Regions from separate parts of the Homo sapiens genome. Here all the other regions are linked to region 3. Evidence: chromatin loops called from intact Hi-C (ENCODE). Cell type or tissue: GM12878. All regions are shown on one strand.

The links. Peaks named below come from ENCODE experiments on the same cell type or tissue, not always from the same donor. Only the 100,000 strongest peaks of a DNase experiment are listed, where the experiment ranks them.
Region 1: a loop joins it to region 3, with 2.8 times the contacts of the local background. A loop is called at or near these places in 1 of 110 quality-filtered maps.
Region 2: a loop joins it to region 3, with 10 times the contacts of the local background. A loop is called at or near these places in 1 of 110 quality-filtered maps.

Annotation. Positions count from the first base shown.
Region 1 is chr7:69,401,496-69,406,495 of GRCh38, forward strand. No RefSeq gene overlaps it. Among named protein-coding and RNA genes, the nearest start is that of CT66, 190 kb to the right of the region's middle. In GM12878, a CTCF peak has its summit at 1,883 (motif pointing right); no DNase peak of the experiment used is centred here.
Region 2 is chr7:69,920,401-69,925,400 of GRCh38, forward strand. All of the region lies in intron 2 of AUTS2 (activator of transcription and developmental regulator AUTS2), which reads left to right. Among named protein-coding and RNA genes, the nearest start is that of AUTS2, 320 kb to the left of the region's middle. In GM12878, no CTCF peak of the experiment used is centred here; DNase peaks (open chromatin) are centred at 1,831 and 2,271; H3K4me3 peaks cover 493 bases; H3K27ac peaks cover 2,981 bases.
Region 3 is chr7:69,736,401-69,741,400 of GRCh38, forward strand. The region is part of intron 1 of AUTS2 (activator of transcription and developmental regulator AUTS2); the gene reads left to right. Among named protein-coding and RNA genes, the nearest start is that of AUTS2, 140 kb to the left of the region's middle. In GM12878, no CTCF peak of the experiment used is centred here; DNase peaks (open chromatin) are centred at 2,131, 2,991 and 3,721; H3K4me3 peaks cover 1,118 bases; H3K27ac peaks cover 1,806 bases.

The DNA.
Region 1 (5,000 bases), 330 kb before region 3:
GGCACAGTGGCTCATGCTTGTAATCTCAGCATTTTGGGAGGCTGAGGCAGGTGGATCACTTGAGATCAGGAGTTGGAGACCAGCCTGGCCAACGTAGTGAAACCCCGTCTCTACTTAAAATACAAAAAAATTAGCCCGGTGTTGTGGAGGGCACCTGTAATCCCAGCTACTTGGGAGGCTGAGGCAGGATAATCGCTTGAACCCGGGAGGCAGAGATTGCAGTGAGCCAAGCCAAGATCACGCCATTGCACTCTAGCCCAGGCAACAAGAGTGAAACTCCATCTCAAAAAAAAAGAACTTAACGCATGTTGGAACAAAAAAAATAAGGACTTACACATGTCGATACCAAAAAAAAAAAAAAAAATTAAGTCTCCAATATGTAAACTGGCAAAGAACTTGAGAAGACAATTCATGAAAAAAGAGATACTATTAGCAAACAAGTGTGTGAAAAAATGTTCAATTTTGCTGTGATCAAAGAAATAGAACAGTGTGGGAGCATCTTACACTCACTACATTAAGATAGTTGGGTTGTTTTTTGAGACAGAGTCTCTCGCTCTGTCACCCAGGCTGGAGTGCAGTGGTGCAATCTCAGCTCACTTCAGCCTCCGCCTCCCAGGGTCCAGTGATTCTCATGTCTCAGCCTCCCAAGTAGCTGGGATTACCGATATGTGCCACCACGCCCGGCAAATTTTTGTATTTTTAGTAGAGACGGTGTCTTGCCATGCTGGCCAGGCTGGTCTCAAACTCCTCGCCTCAAGTGATCCACTCCCCTCAAGTGATCCTCCCGCCTCAACCTCTTGAAGTTCTGGGACTACAGGCAATGAGCCACCATGCCCAGGCCCCTACATTAGGAGAATTTTAAGAGTTACCTAGTATTACAACACTGTGGTAAAGCGAGTTGACTCATACGAGATTGGACATCAGGGATCATCTTAAAATTTCATAATATCCCTTTATCCTAAGGAATTTTTAAAGATTAAAAAAATAAAACTACATGAGATGTTTTTTGCAATGTCATTTCTAACAAGAAAAATAAATTTACATATATGTGTATATATGTATTTGTGTGTGTCGGTATACATATGTATATATGTACACGTATACATATATACATATATGTGTATATATGTGTGTGTGTGTGTGTATATATATATATATATATATATGCCTCATTTTCCTTATCTGTAAAATGGGGCTAATGACAATATCTAAAGAGTGATTATGAGGATTAAGTAAAGCTCTTCAGGCTGGACGCAGTGGCTCATGCATATAATCCCAGCATTTTGAGAGACCAAGGCAGGCAGATCACCTGAGACCAGCCTGGGCAACATGGTATAACCCTATCTCTACAAAAATATGAAGACAAGCTGGGTATGGTGGCACATGCCTGTTGTGCCATCTGGTGGGAGGGATGATTGAGCCCAGGAGATCGAGGCTGCAGTAAGCAGAGCTCACACCACCACTGCACTGCAGCCTGGGTGACACAGCAAGACCCTGTCTCAAAAAAAAAAAAAATGAATAATGATAATACAAAATTGTATCACTTCAAATGCATATACACAATGACTTACAACAATGTAAACATGATGAGAATGGACAAAGACATAGAAGGAGAAAGGAACAATGAAAATCGCCACTGCATGAACAAGGGAGGTGTATAAATCACTTTTCTTTTTGGAATTATTTTGGTTTTAGTACAAGTAGCGATCTGGTGAGAAACAAAATTAAAATATACTGAAAGCTACTCTAATGAATTGGCACCTTCTGGGGAGCCTAATATTACATCTGGGAACTCTGCATCTAAGATATTTGAAATAATAAACTCAGCATACATCCCCCCTGGGGACACCATGTGGTGTGTGGGACCAGCCAGCTGATGGCACTGCTTCACTTGCCCAGAGGACCAAAGAGGCATTTATTGGCCTCAGTAATATACCCCTGCTGGTTATTCGATCTTCCTTAAAGATGAAGTCTTTCCCTTGGCCAGGCATGGTGGTGCATGCCTGTAGTCCCAACTACTGGGGAGGCTGAGATGGAAGGATTGCTTAAGCCCAGGAGTTCTAGGTTGCACTGAACTATGATTGTGCCACTGCACTCAAGCAAGACTCTGTCTCAAAAAAAAAAAAAAAAAAAAAGAAGTATTTTTCTTAAACCCAATACTCAAAACACAAAACAAATCTCTGCATAGTTGGGAAATGGACTCAAGTTTCATCTGGATGAACAGTAACCTTCCAGAAATAGTATGGAGAATCCTTAAAGAACTAAATGTAGAACTACCATTTGATCCAGCAATCCCACTACTGGGCATCTACCCAGAGGAAAAAAAGTCATTATACAAAAAAGATACTTGCACATGCATGTTTATAGCAGCACAATTTGCAATTGCAAAAACGTGGAACCAACCCAAATGCCCATCAATCAATGAGTGGATAAAGACACTGTAGTACATATATACGATGGAATACTACTCAGCCATAAAAAGGCATGAATTAATGGCATTTGCAGCAATTTGGATGGAATTGGAGACTATTATACTAAGTGAAGTAACTCAGGAATGGAAAACCAAACATCGTATGTTCTCACTCATAAGCGGGAGCTAAGCTATGAGGATGCAAAGGCATAAGAATGACACAATGGACTTTGGGAACTCAGGGGGAAAGGATGGGAAAGGGGTGAGGGACAAAAGACTACAAATTGGGTTCAGTGTATACTGCTCAGGTGATGTGTGCACCAAAATCTCCCAAATCACTACTAAAGGACTTATGTAACCAAATACCAGCTGTTCCCCAATAACCTATGGAAATAGAAAATTTAAAAAAATAAATATTAAAAAAAAAAGAAAAAAAAAAGCCGGTAACCTTCCACGTAGCTTCTTTGACCTGCAGGACCGAGGACTAGGTGGTTATGCCTCCCTTTTGTGATTTGGTCAATAGGCAGGAAGAGTTGGACAGCAGACAGCATTATCCTCAGATTCATTTAAATCTACAAATGGAGAAAAATGCAAATCACCAGAGGGACAGGCTTCAGGATAATGAGAGACGGACCTAGAGGCAGCCTTAGGCTTTTTCTTCCCAAAAGTCAGCAAGGCTTGAAAATCTCTACCCAGTCCAAAGCCATGCGTGGAAAGTGACTTCACTCACGGCTCCTGCATTGTCACGGGCTTGTGAAGGACAAATCGGCATATGAGTTGATGAGAGACAGAAACATAGCTGATCCAAGTTGAGCTCGAGTCCTGAACAACTGCCTACATGACTCAGAATGTGTGCAGTTAGTAAGTATATGGCTCCAATAAAGGAAGTGACAAGTTCAGCGGAGGATATAAATCCAGAAGAGGAATACCAGAAGATAACATAGAACCTAGCATGACCAGAGGCTGAATCACAGTGAGCCTAGACTCATATGTCCAAACACCTATTCCACTTGGGATGTCAACAGGCATCTCAAACCTAATAGGTCAAACATGGGGCTCCACGTCTTTGCCCTCACCTGTTCTGCCACTGCCTTGCAGTCTCATGTAAGGGTAAAACCACCCTTCCGGCCCTTCTGCTGGAGTCTCTTTGCTTTCTCTCCTTGTTTTACATCTCACATCCAATCCATCAGAAAATCCCATTGGTCCTAGATTCAGCATAGCCCCAAATCCCTCGTCTTCTCATCACCTCCACTACAACCACCCTGGTCCAAGCCATCATCATCCCTTGCCTGATTTCTTTCTTTTTTTTTTTTTTTAAGACACGGTCTCACTCTGTCGTCCAGGCTGGAGTGCAGTGGTGCGATCTCGGCTCACTGCAACCTCCGCCCCCTGGGTTCAAGTGATTCTCCTGCCTCAGCCTCCTGAGTAGCTGGGATTACAGGCATGCACCACCACACCAGGCTAATTTTTGTATTTTTAGTAGAGATGGGGTTTCACCATGTTGGCCAGGTTGGTCTCCAACTCCTGACCTCAGGTGATCCGCCCGCCTCGGCCTCCCAAAGTGCTGGGATTGCCGGCGTGAGCCACCGCGCCCAGGCTTGCCTGATTTCTTGTTATCGCCTCTTAACTGGTCTCCCCACAGCCACCTCCAACTCTCTTCTCAATAGTGGCCAGAGAGATCCTCTTAAAACCTTAAGTGGGACCACACCATAAAAGAACAAACCTATAAAAAGAACTGACAGGCCAGACGTGGTGGCTCACACCTGTAATCCCAGCACTTTGGGAGGCTGAGGTGGGTGGATTACTTGAGGTCAGGTGTTCAAGACCAGCCTTGTCAACATGGTGAAACCCTGTCTCTACTAAAAATAAAACTTAACCTGGGCATGGTGGCATGTGCCTGTAGTCCCAGCTACTTGGGAGGCTGGGGCATGAGAATCACTTGAACCTGGGAGGCAGAGGTTGCAATGAGCCGAGATGGTGCCACTGCACTCCAGCCTGGGTGACAAAGTGAGACGCGGTCTCAAAAAAAAAAAAAAAAGCTGACAAATTAGACTTTGTCAAAATTAAAATCTGCTCTTCAAATGATGCTGTTAAAAACTATAAAAAGACAAGTCACAGACTAGAGGAGAATATTTGCAAAACCGGTATCTGACAAAGGACTTGGATCCAGAGTAAACTGTAAAACACTCAAAATTCAATAATTAGAAGATAAGCAATCCAAATTTTAAAAACTGGCAAACACTTTAAACAGACACTTTACTGAAGAAGAGATATGCACATGAAAAGATGCTCAACGTGAATAATCCCAGCACTTTGAAAGCCCAAGACAAGAAGATCACTTGAGGCCAGGAGTTCAAGCCCAGCCTGGGCAACATAGTAAGACCTCATCTGTACAGAAAATAAAATAATAAGCTGGCATGATAGTGTGTGCCTGTAGTCTCAGCTACTCAGGAGGCTGAGGCGGGAGGATCCCCTGGGCCAGGAGTTTGAGGTTACTGTGAGCTATGCTCATACCACTGCACTCCAGCCTGGGTGACAGAGTGAGACCCTGTTTCTAAAACACACACACACGCACACACACACAATAAGG
Region 2 (5,000 bases), 180 kb after region 3:
TTCAGTCCCCTAAGCAGCTGGTACTACAGGTATGCACCACCATGCCCGGCTGTTTTTGTATTTTCGGGGGAGGCAGGGTTTTTCCATGTTTCCCAGGCTTGTCTCAAACTCCTGAGCTCAGAGAATCTACCTGCCATGGCCTCCCAAAGTGCTTGGATTACAGGTGTAAGCCACTGTACCTGGCCTGCTTTTCAGTTTTTCAGTAAGTAAATTGTGAGGCATATATGTTGATTCTTCTGGCTTTGGAAAATCCTTCCCTATACCCTATTTATGTAGACTGAATGAAATTGATAAGATACAGTATTTTCTTCCTAGACTGTTCAACACTGGCGTGAAATGGTTCTTGTGTAGGACTCCTTGCCCTCTTCCAGGTAGCTCTCTTTATTCAGTACATGTTTTACATGCATTCTCTGTGTTTCAAACCTGAGAGATGTCAGAGGAATATAAGAGATGGTCCCTATTTTCCAGGGCTTCACCTCTGGGTTAATTACTTTGGGACAGTTTAAAGTAAATAAACTGTAAAAAAATACTCTTGGAAAAGTTGGTGAATGATACGTGCTTAATTTTTCACTAATCTCCCTCGTGGTTTTTATAATGCCATGTGTTTTTCTTGGGAGGGTTTCCTTACAGCTGTATTTGTGATCTTGGGCTAGAATTTATGAGCTGCCACCATGAAGGTCTGCCTCTGGCTTTGGCATCAGAGATGGCGAGTTGTGTGGTTTGTTTTCTTATTGTTAATGTGAGAATTTTTCCTAATCAAAATAAATGCCTATGTGTTTTTCCTGACTTTCTTGTTGGATTGACTAAGGAAGTTGTGTGAATTATAAAAATTTCTTCCTGAAATGAAGGACAAAATTTCCAAAGCAGGATGCATTGAGATTGTCTGAAGAAATGTATGTCTTCTGGTTTTAGTATTTAGACTTGAAGTTTTTTTTTTTTTTTTTTTTTTTTTAACCGTAATAACTAGGAAAAGTAGAAAAGTTAAAAGAAACAAAAAACATCACGGTGGGAAATAGAAGGAGAAAACCAGACATTTATGAAAACCATTCTGGATCTCACAGATGCTATTAAGATTAGTAAACGTTGGCCGAGCATGGTGGCTCACGCCTGTAATTCCAGCACTTTGAGAGGCAGAGGCAGGCAGATCACCTGAGGTCAGAAGTTTGAGACCAGCCTGGCCAACATGGTAAAACTCCCCATCTCTACTAAAAAATACAAAAATTAGCCAGGCTTGGTGGTGTGTGCCTATAATCCCAGCTACTTGGGAGGCCTAGGCAGGAGAATTGCTTGAACCCAGGAGGCAGTGAGCCGAGATCACACCACTGCACTGTAGCCTGTGCAACAGAGCGAGACTCTGTCTTTAAAAAAAAAAAAAAAAAAAAAGGCCGGGCATGGTAGGTCATGCCTGTAATCCCAGCATTTTGGGAGGCTGAGGCAGGCAGATCACCTGAGGGCAGGAGTTTGAGACCAGCCTGACCATTATGGAGAAACCCCGTCTCTACTAAAAATACAAAATTAGTGGGCATGGTGGCACATGCCTGTAATCCCAGCTGCTTGGGAGGCTGAGGCAGGAGAATCTCTTGAACCTGGGAGGCAGAGGTTGCAGTGAGCCGAGATCACGCCATTGCACTCCAGCCTGGGCAACAAGAGTGAAACTCTGTCTCAAAAAAAGAAAAAAGAAAAAAAAATTAGTAAATGTTGACTAGTCTCAGGGATATTTGAGCTGCACTCAGTAGGCTACTTTGCATTTGTAAAATTCTCACACATCAAATTGCATCATCTTTGGCTTTTTGATTTCATGCACGCAGTCTGTGAAAGGCTAAGCCAGGTATGTGGTTACATATAAACTTACTACCAACTAGCGCTGTCCTTTTTCTACTCCTTAAGAGGTTTATTGGGGCAATAAACTGTTGGCATTATTACTCACCTAGCATAAGCTGATCCTTTCTTTGACTGTTTTTAAGGAAGATGTTGTTTTATCTGCTAAAACAGGTAGCACGAGATTGACTTCACCAAAGCCTCTTCTAAGACTTTAGAAATGGCTTAAGCTTCGCTGCTTTCTTAGCACTTTTACTGTATAGGCCCTGGTATGTGGTATTGATACATACAGTAAGTATAAATGTGAGAAGAGAAACCACATTTTCATGCTCTTAAGTGATCCATGCTGTTTTCACTTCTCAGGGTGATTTTTGGTTGTAGCCAACTCAGAAACTCTCAATTTAATTTGAGATTGTGTGAATTGCTTTCCTAGTCTGTACACCAGAAAGAATGCTTCTCTCCTTACACATTTCGACACTTCTTAGTGAAGATCATTTACTTATAGAGTGTATGCATTATATTAGCATATGGCCTGGGTAACTTCAGACTTGTTAACATAGCGTGGGAAAGGTTACTGAAAGCATGAGGAGGCAGTATATTATCTCTCAGTTGATTTTGTACACCATTTTGAATATTTTCTGTACATTCCCTTTCCTCTAGTGTTGGTTTCTTATACTTATAGTAAAGGGAAACTGATGTTGATATTGTTCAAAAAAGAAATGAAGTGAATTTTTGTATTTTTAAAGAATAAATTAACATGCTTTAAAGTGCTTAACCAGTTGTTACAATATCAGTTATCACAGATTGGTATGCGTTGGTCCATGTTATGTATTTGCCTGAATCAACCCTAAGACTGGTTGGCTTATTTCTGCCTTTTCTTTTCCAAAAGGTATACTTGACATGAAGTAGACTGTGCCTGTTTGATTTTAAGTTTTGAATATGGTGGGAGGTATAGATTAAAGTTAATTTCTTTTGCATATGGATATTCAATTTTTCTGAAGGCATTTTTGAAAAAGCTGTCCATTCTCCACCTTTGCATTGCCTTTGTACTTTTGTAAACAATCAGTTGTCCATGTATGTGTGAGTTTATTTCTATACTCTCTATTCTGTTCCTTTGATCTATTTGTCTATCTTTATGCCTATACTATACTGTCTTTATTACTGTAGCTTGCTTTGTAGTAAGTTTTGAAGTGAGATAATGTTACATAGTTTTGGCTTTTTAAGATTCTTTTCACTAGCGTATGACTTTTAGAATCAGCTTGTCAGGTTCTATAAAGAATCTGGCCAAGATGTTGGTTGAGATTATATTGATCGTGTGATCAATTTGGGGAGAATTGACAGTTTAAAATATTGAGTTTTCAACTCTCGAACAAGGTCTATCTCTCTATTTAGATCTTACTTATTTCCTTCAGCAATATTTTGTACTTTTCAGTATATAAGCCTTTCATATATTTTGTCAGATTTATTCCTATGTGTTTCATATTTTTGATGCAGTATTAAATGGTGGTGTTTTTTAACTTTAGTTTCCAGTTCACTATCAATATGTAGAAATTCACTGATTTTTGTATATTCACTTGCATTCTGCAACCTTGCTAAACTCACTTATTAGTTCTAGTAGTTTTTTTTGTAGGTCTTACTGGATTTTCTACATGGATGATCATATTTTTAGTGAATAGAAGCAGCTTATTTCTTTCCTCCTAATCTGGGTATCTTCTCTGTCTTTTTCTTGTCTGATTTCTCTGTCAGGAACTTACAGGATCATGTTTAATAGAAGAGACAAGACTGGACACTCCTGCCCTTTTCCTGATTTTAGGGGGAAAGACAGAATCTTTTGCCATTAATTCTGAGCTTAGCTATACGTTTTTCATAGTGCCCTTTATTAGGTTGAGAATGTTCCATTCTAAGTTTGTCAGAATTTTAATCAAGAATGCATGTTATATTTTGTCAAACACCTTTTTTTTGTCTATCAAGATGATCATATGATTTTTCTTTTTTTGTTTATTAATATAGTAATACATTGATTGGTTTTTAAATGTGAAACCAAAATGCTTTCCTTGGTAAACTCTATTTAGTCATGATATATTAACTTCTAAATAGATTGTTGGATTTGATTTGTTAAAAATGTTTTAAAGAATTTTTACACCTGTGTTCATGAATAAAAATTGGTCTGTAGTTTTCTTTTGATCTATTTGTCTGGTTTTATTATCAGAGTGATGCTGGCCTCATAGGAAAGGTAGGGAAATATTCCCTTTTCCTCAGTTTCTTAGAAGAGTTTGTGTAGAATTGTTATTATTTCTTTTGTCTTTTCTTTTCTTTCTTTCTTTCTTTTCTTTTTTTTTTTTCTTTTTTTGAGACAGAGTTTTGCTCTTGTTGCCCAGGCTGAAGTGCAATGGCGCAAACTCAGCTCACTGCAACCTCTGCTTCCTGGGTTCAAGCGATTCTCCTACCTCAGCCTCCTGAGTAGCTGGGATTATAGGCATGCGCCACCACGCCCAGCTAATTTTGTATTTTTAGTAGAGATGAGGTTTCTCCCTGTTGGTCAGGCTGGTCTCAAACTCCTGACCTCAGGTGATCCGTCTGCCTCTGCCTCCCAAAGTGCTGGGATTACAGGCATGAGCCACCAGGCCCGGCCTGTTATTTCTTTCTTAAATGATAGGTAGAATTTGTCAGTGAATCCATCTGGGCCTAGAGTTTTCTTTCTGTGGAAAGGTTTTAAATGAAATATTCATGTTCTTTACTAAATATTGAACTATTTATGTTATCCATTTCTTCTTGAGTCAGCTTTGGTAATTTATGTCTTTTCAAGGAATTTTTTCATTTTATCAAAGTTGTTGAATTTATTGGCATAAAATTCATATAATATTCCTTCATTATCCTTTTATATCTATAGAATCTATGGCAATTCTATATCTGTTGATAGCCTCCTTTCCTCCCCTCTTCTCTCTCTGTCATATCAGTATGACTGGGAGTTTATTAATTTTATTGATCTTCTTGAAGAACAAGCTTTATTTTCATTGATTTTTCTCTGTTGTTTTATATTTCATTGATTTCCTTCTTTCTGCTTACTTTAGTTTTACTTTGCTTATTTTTCTGGCTTTTAAAAGTAGGAGCTGAGTTTGTTGATTTAAGATCTTTCTTCTCTTCTAATATAGCCTTTTGATGCTATAAATTTACCCCCAAAT
Region 3 (5,000 bases):
GTGCTCCTGTGCTCAGAAGTGAGGATCTGTTGTAGGTTTATGGCCTAGATTAATTGGGATATTTTGTGAAGTCTCTGAAGTGTTATCACTTCATCTTTATCCTTGCCTGCTATTCCTCATGAAAAGCATTTGAATTATTTTAGAGAAGATATAAATTTGCTTGTGTTATCCAGTGTCAGCTTAAAGCTGATTAGCATTTTGCATCACCTTTGCAACTCATAAATCATCCACTTACCCTCTCAGTAAGCAGGCTGTAAGTCAGCATGGAAGCACCTGCTGCAGCTTCTTGTCCTGTGATTTAGAGGACACTCCAGATTCTCTGCAGACCCTTCTGTGGTGTTATTCTCTGGTAAGGCTTCACCTATATGGGAAATGAGTAAAGACTTTTGGTGACTTTTTTTTCCCTAGGGAGTTCTTAAGGGTTACCCTGGACGAGAGACTTCTCAGAAATATAGTCTTTAATAAACCTGGTCCAGGCACAGGTTTGGTTCATTTGGCATATTTGTTGTTTTAAAAATTTTGGAGGTACTTTTCAACATTTAAAGTCCAGGACATTTCACATTTAAAAAAATCCAGATTTAGGGTTATTCCGGGAAAATCAGAACACCTGGCAGTGTCAGGCCATGCTGCATGCCTGGCTTCATTTGTTATTGAGAGCAGGAGTGCTCTAGGAAAGGGGTACAGATTTTCCATTTTGCTGTAGACTCTACCCCTCTCAGTTTTTCCATGGGAGTCAACTTTACTCAAAGTCCTGCACTGTAGATGCTTGAATTGGTGACATCCTTCTATGTTGTGCGAGTGTATAGATTGTTTTTTTTGTTTCTTTTTTGAGTAATATCAACCATTTAACTCAATTGAATAATAACAAGAGGCTAACATTTATCAAATGCTATTAATGTACCAAGTACTGTGCTAAGTGCTTGTAATATGTTTGTTTATATATTCTTTACAATTATCCTAATTGTATAGATGAGGAAGAAATTGAGGCAAAGAGAGGTTAGATAACTTGCTCAAGGCCACCTAGCTAGTAAAAGTCGGGCAGAGTCACTGTGGTGTCCTCAGAAGCAAGTCCCTGCTTGGGCTAGCATTTTTGCCTAGTCCGGGTTATCTCCAGAACCTGGTCTGCTCCTCATTCCCATATCCCATTAGGAACAGTGGGCATCAGTTGCAAAAGTAGATGACAGTAACACACTCCCTAAGTCCCCAGTCTGCTCCTGGGAGGAGCAGCCTGCCTTGTTCATGGCAGTCATAGCCACAGGGGGATGTTTGAAAGACAGCCCCTTATACAGTGTCTATTGATTTTCTTCACCCTCTTGTTTTGCTCATCCATCCTGTTGTTCTAGGATGCTTATTTGTCATGCATAAAAGCCTTGTTACAGTGAACCCAAACAAGTCATTGACATTTAAAATTAAATTGCAACAGGTATTGTCAATAGCTAAACTGCTCATTGACAGTGCATTGCTAATTGCATTGAGAGAACATCCTAACTGGGTATATTCTGCCAAATCAAATCGGAAACATTGGCTGTCTACCAGCAAATTCATTTTGACTTGCACAGAGTTTGGGGATCCACAGATCCCTCACCAATCTCAAAATACTGTGTTTATGGAAACGCTAATTATTATTTTTTTTTTTGCTGAGGTTCTTTGCAGAGAAGGGGAATTCTGATCATCTTCACTGACTGCTAAGCCAGGAGTCAGAAACTGTGCCTTTGGAAGGGAGAGAACTACAGATTTGGGGTGGAGTAAAGTTCAATGCAAGGGGGTCATTTGGGGAGGTGGGCCATCAGGTTCTTTATCTGTAAATCTAAGCCATATCCTTGGATCCATTTTTTTTTTCCTTCTCTCCTTTTTCATCCCCTTCTCTCTCTTCTATAGGTACATGGGAGGGGGACAAGGGTGGAGACACTTAATTTTTATTAAGCACTGTTCGTGGTATTTTATGTGAATTAATTTGTTTACTTCCCACAATGACCCTGGGGAGCAGATATGCTATCAGGTAAAAAAACTAAGGCACAGAGAGGGTAAAACTCTTCGAAAGAGTCTTGTGGTTAGTCAGCTTCTGTGAGAGTGAGAGTGGGCTGCCCTGAGGCCATCTGTTCCCTCTCCCCAGCTGATATTTTTGTGCTCTCAGGGTAAACATTTAAGCCTGTGAGTTAAACTCAGCCTTGGACTAGCTGAGTTCCTCTGGAGGCCTTGCAAGTAGCAGTTTGGTTGGCAGGGCAATTAAGTATGCTAGGTGCACTGTGCTGAACCCCAGGAGGGAGGGAAGGAATGGAATCTAGTCTTTGCTTGCGTTATACATGCTTATTGGTTTGTGGCAGGCGTGATTGATGCCAGAATCAAAATGACTTAAAGCAGCTTCCCTTGAGAAGCACTACTCTAACGGTTTTTTTTCCTCTTTGTTGCCCTAGGTCCCTTGTGAATAGGATTTAGCTCTGATTCAGCTGCTGCTGTTCTTTTGGTAATCAGTGTGGAGGAAGGAGATGAGGGCTGCTATTAATGGCTTCTTATTTTGCATTCTCCTAATCAGATATCCTGCAGTTATTAGTGTGAATGCAAGATGTTCGGTGGTGTCCCTGGGTGGTTTTCTTAGGTGTACTGGACTGTTAGCTTTCTAAGATGGAATGTTTTATTAGGTTCTGGCCTAGGGGGTTGGTTAGATGGGTGGAGGTTGTTAAAAAGCACTAAAGAAAAGGAATAGGATATAAAACCAATCTTCAGGGGGTGGGAATAACAACCCACCACCTTCACTTCCCTCCCCTCCTGCCCTGAAAACCTTATCTTGCTAATACCCTTCAGATATTAAAAGTGAAATAACAGAGCTATTTACTAGGCAGCTAAATGCAAATTCTCTCCCCCATTAGTTTTAATTAGGATGAAATCATACATTTAAATAACCACTTCTATTACTAATAACTGAACTTCTGATTCACTCTGAACCCAGGCAAATGCCTCTTCTGGTATGAATGGCCCACCTCTGAGTCATTCCGCACCTGCATATTGACACAGCCAGGCTCCTGATGTGGGTACACACATCTGGGATTTAAGGGCATGACTGGCATGTTGAATCTTGGGTATAAAGCTTTCTGCACTATACCCTGGGGACAAACAGGATAGCTCAACTGGAGAATAAAGAGCTTGCAAGCTCAAAAGAAAACAACAACCAAAAATACCTCAACCAAATTCTGCTCTTGCTTCTATCCTACTGTTTCTTTAGGTGTTTAAAGGGCTGTAGTTTTAAAAATCTCCCACCCACCTCATCTTTTTAAGTAAATGTCACAACAGTACTATGTCAATACAGTTGAAAATAAGTATTTGAGTTGAAAGAATTGGCTCTTTGAGGCTTTAACTATCAGATTTGTGCTAATTCTTTACTGTTTCCTTGACATAGTATATGCAGTCTGTGCTAAGAGAGTATGGATGTTGTCGTCGGTGTATAGAATGGTGGCTGTTGTAAACTTCTGTATGTTGGGGAAGGATTGAACCTGCTGTCTGGAGAATTAGAAACCAGCAGCTTGACTTAAATCCCTCAGTGTCACAACCAGCTAATGAAGGAGAGGACTGCTAAACTCCCAGTGGTCTTTGTGGCTACGAGGACTTACTCAAGTTTGAGACTATCTTTAGTGGGCCAATGACGTAGGAACACAATCAGCAGAGGACATGTAGTTTACAGCAGCCTGTAATGTGCCAGAGACATGACTAGCTGCCTCTTTGGCCCTGGGGAAGTGTGTCTGGCCCTGCTTGCATCCTCTGTGAGTGGGAATTGTGCCAGACACCAGCTAGACATGACCAGCTGCTTCTTCGATGTTCTGTGGACATGATTGGCTGTAGCTTTTGATCAGGACAGTGTTCCTAATGAAGTGTGACCAGCGTCATTTAGACAGGAAAGAATGACAGCTGATGTGCAAGAATTTTTCTTGATTGGCAGCATTTGGAACTAGTAACCAGAGAAGGTAGGTGGGGGGAGGAGAAGCCAGCTCTGATTGACAAGAGCTTATCTTTATTTAATCTACTTCTGAGGCACTGAAGTTGAAATCTTAGGCAAGTGAAAGAAAGGAAGACACAATTGTGAAACATAATTAAAGATTCTTGACAAAAACATACTTAAATCAGAAATGTCTTTTTTTTTTCTTTTTTGAGATGGAGGTTTGCTCTTGTTGCCCAGGCTGGAGTGCAATGGTGTGATCTTGGCTCACTGCAACCTCCACCTCCCGGGTTCAAGGAATTCTCCTGCCTCAGCCTCCCAAGGAGCTGGGATTACAGGCGCCTGCCACCATGCCTGGCTAATTTTTTTGTATTTTTAATAGAGACGGACTTTCACCATGTTAGGCTGGTCTCAAACCCCTGACCTTAGGTAATCTGCCCGCCTCGGCCTCCCAAGGTGCTGGGATTATAGGCATGAGCCACTGCGCCCGGCCAGAAATGTCTTTCAATAGGAGAGCAATGCAGAGTTTAGGTGTGAGGTTATCACTGCTCCTTCGGCTATGAGAAAGAGCTTTTGCCCAGGGATTGTTAATTTTTAGGCAAAATTTAAAGTGGCGATGGGCTTGGATAGTTCTAGCAATAAAAAAAGTTCTGCTTCTAGTTACCATCTTGTTGACTTTCCAACCTACTTGGAAAGATTTCCTTTGGAGAGGCCAAAAACAAGTGCTGTGTATGGAGTGTGGCCTGTGGTGGTAATTTCTCATCAACTCTTGATCCACTGAGGATTTAAATCTTAAGTCTTCATGTGCTTTGAGAAAAGATGACAAGCGGAAATAGTATGTTTGTTTCCTAAGGACACACATGTGATTTCTGAGAGCTGATTGTATGCAATGTGGTGGTATTCTTTTGCAAATAGGCTTGGGAACTTGGCATCCTGGATTCGAATCTGGGCACCACCATTTTCCAGCTCATTCCTTCTTATTCAACTCCACCCCACCTCGAACCCCGATTTGGTTTTAAAGATTCACATACTATTGTTTTAGTAATTACCCTTGAAATAAAGTCACATATAC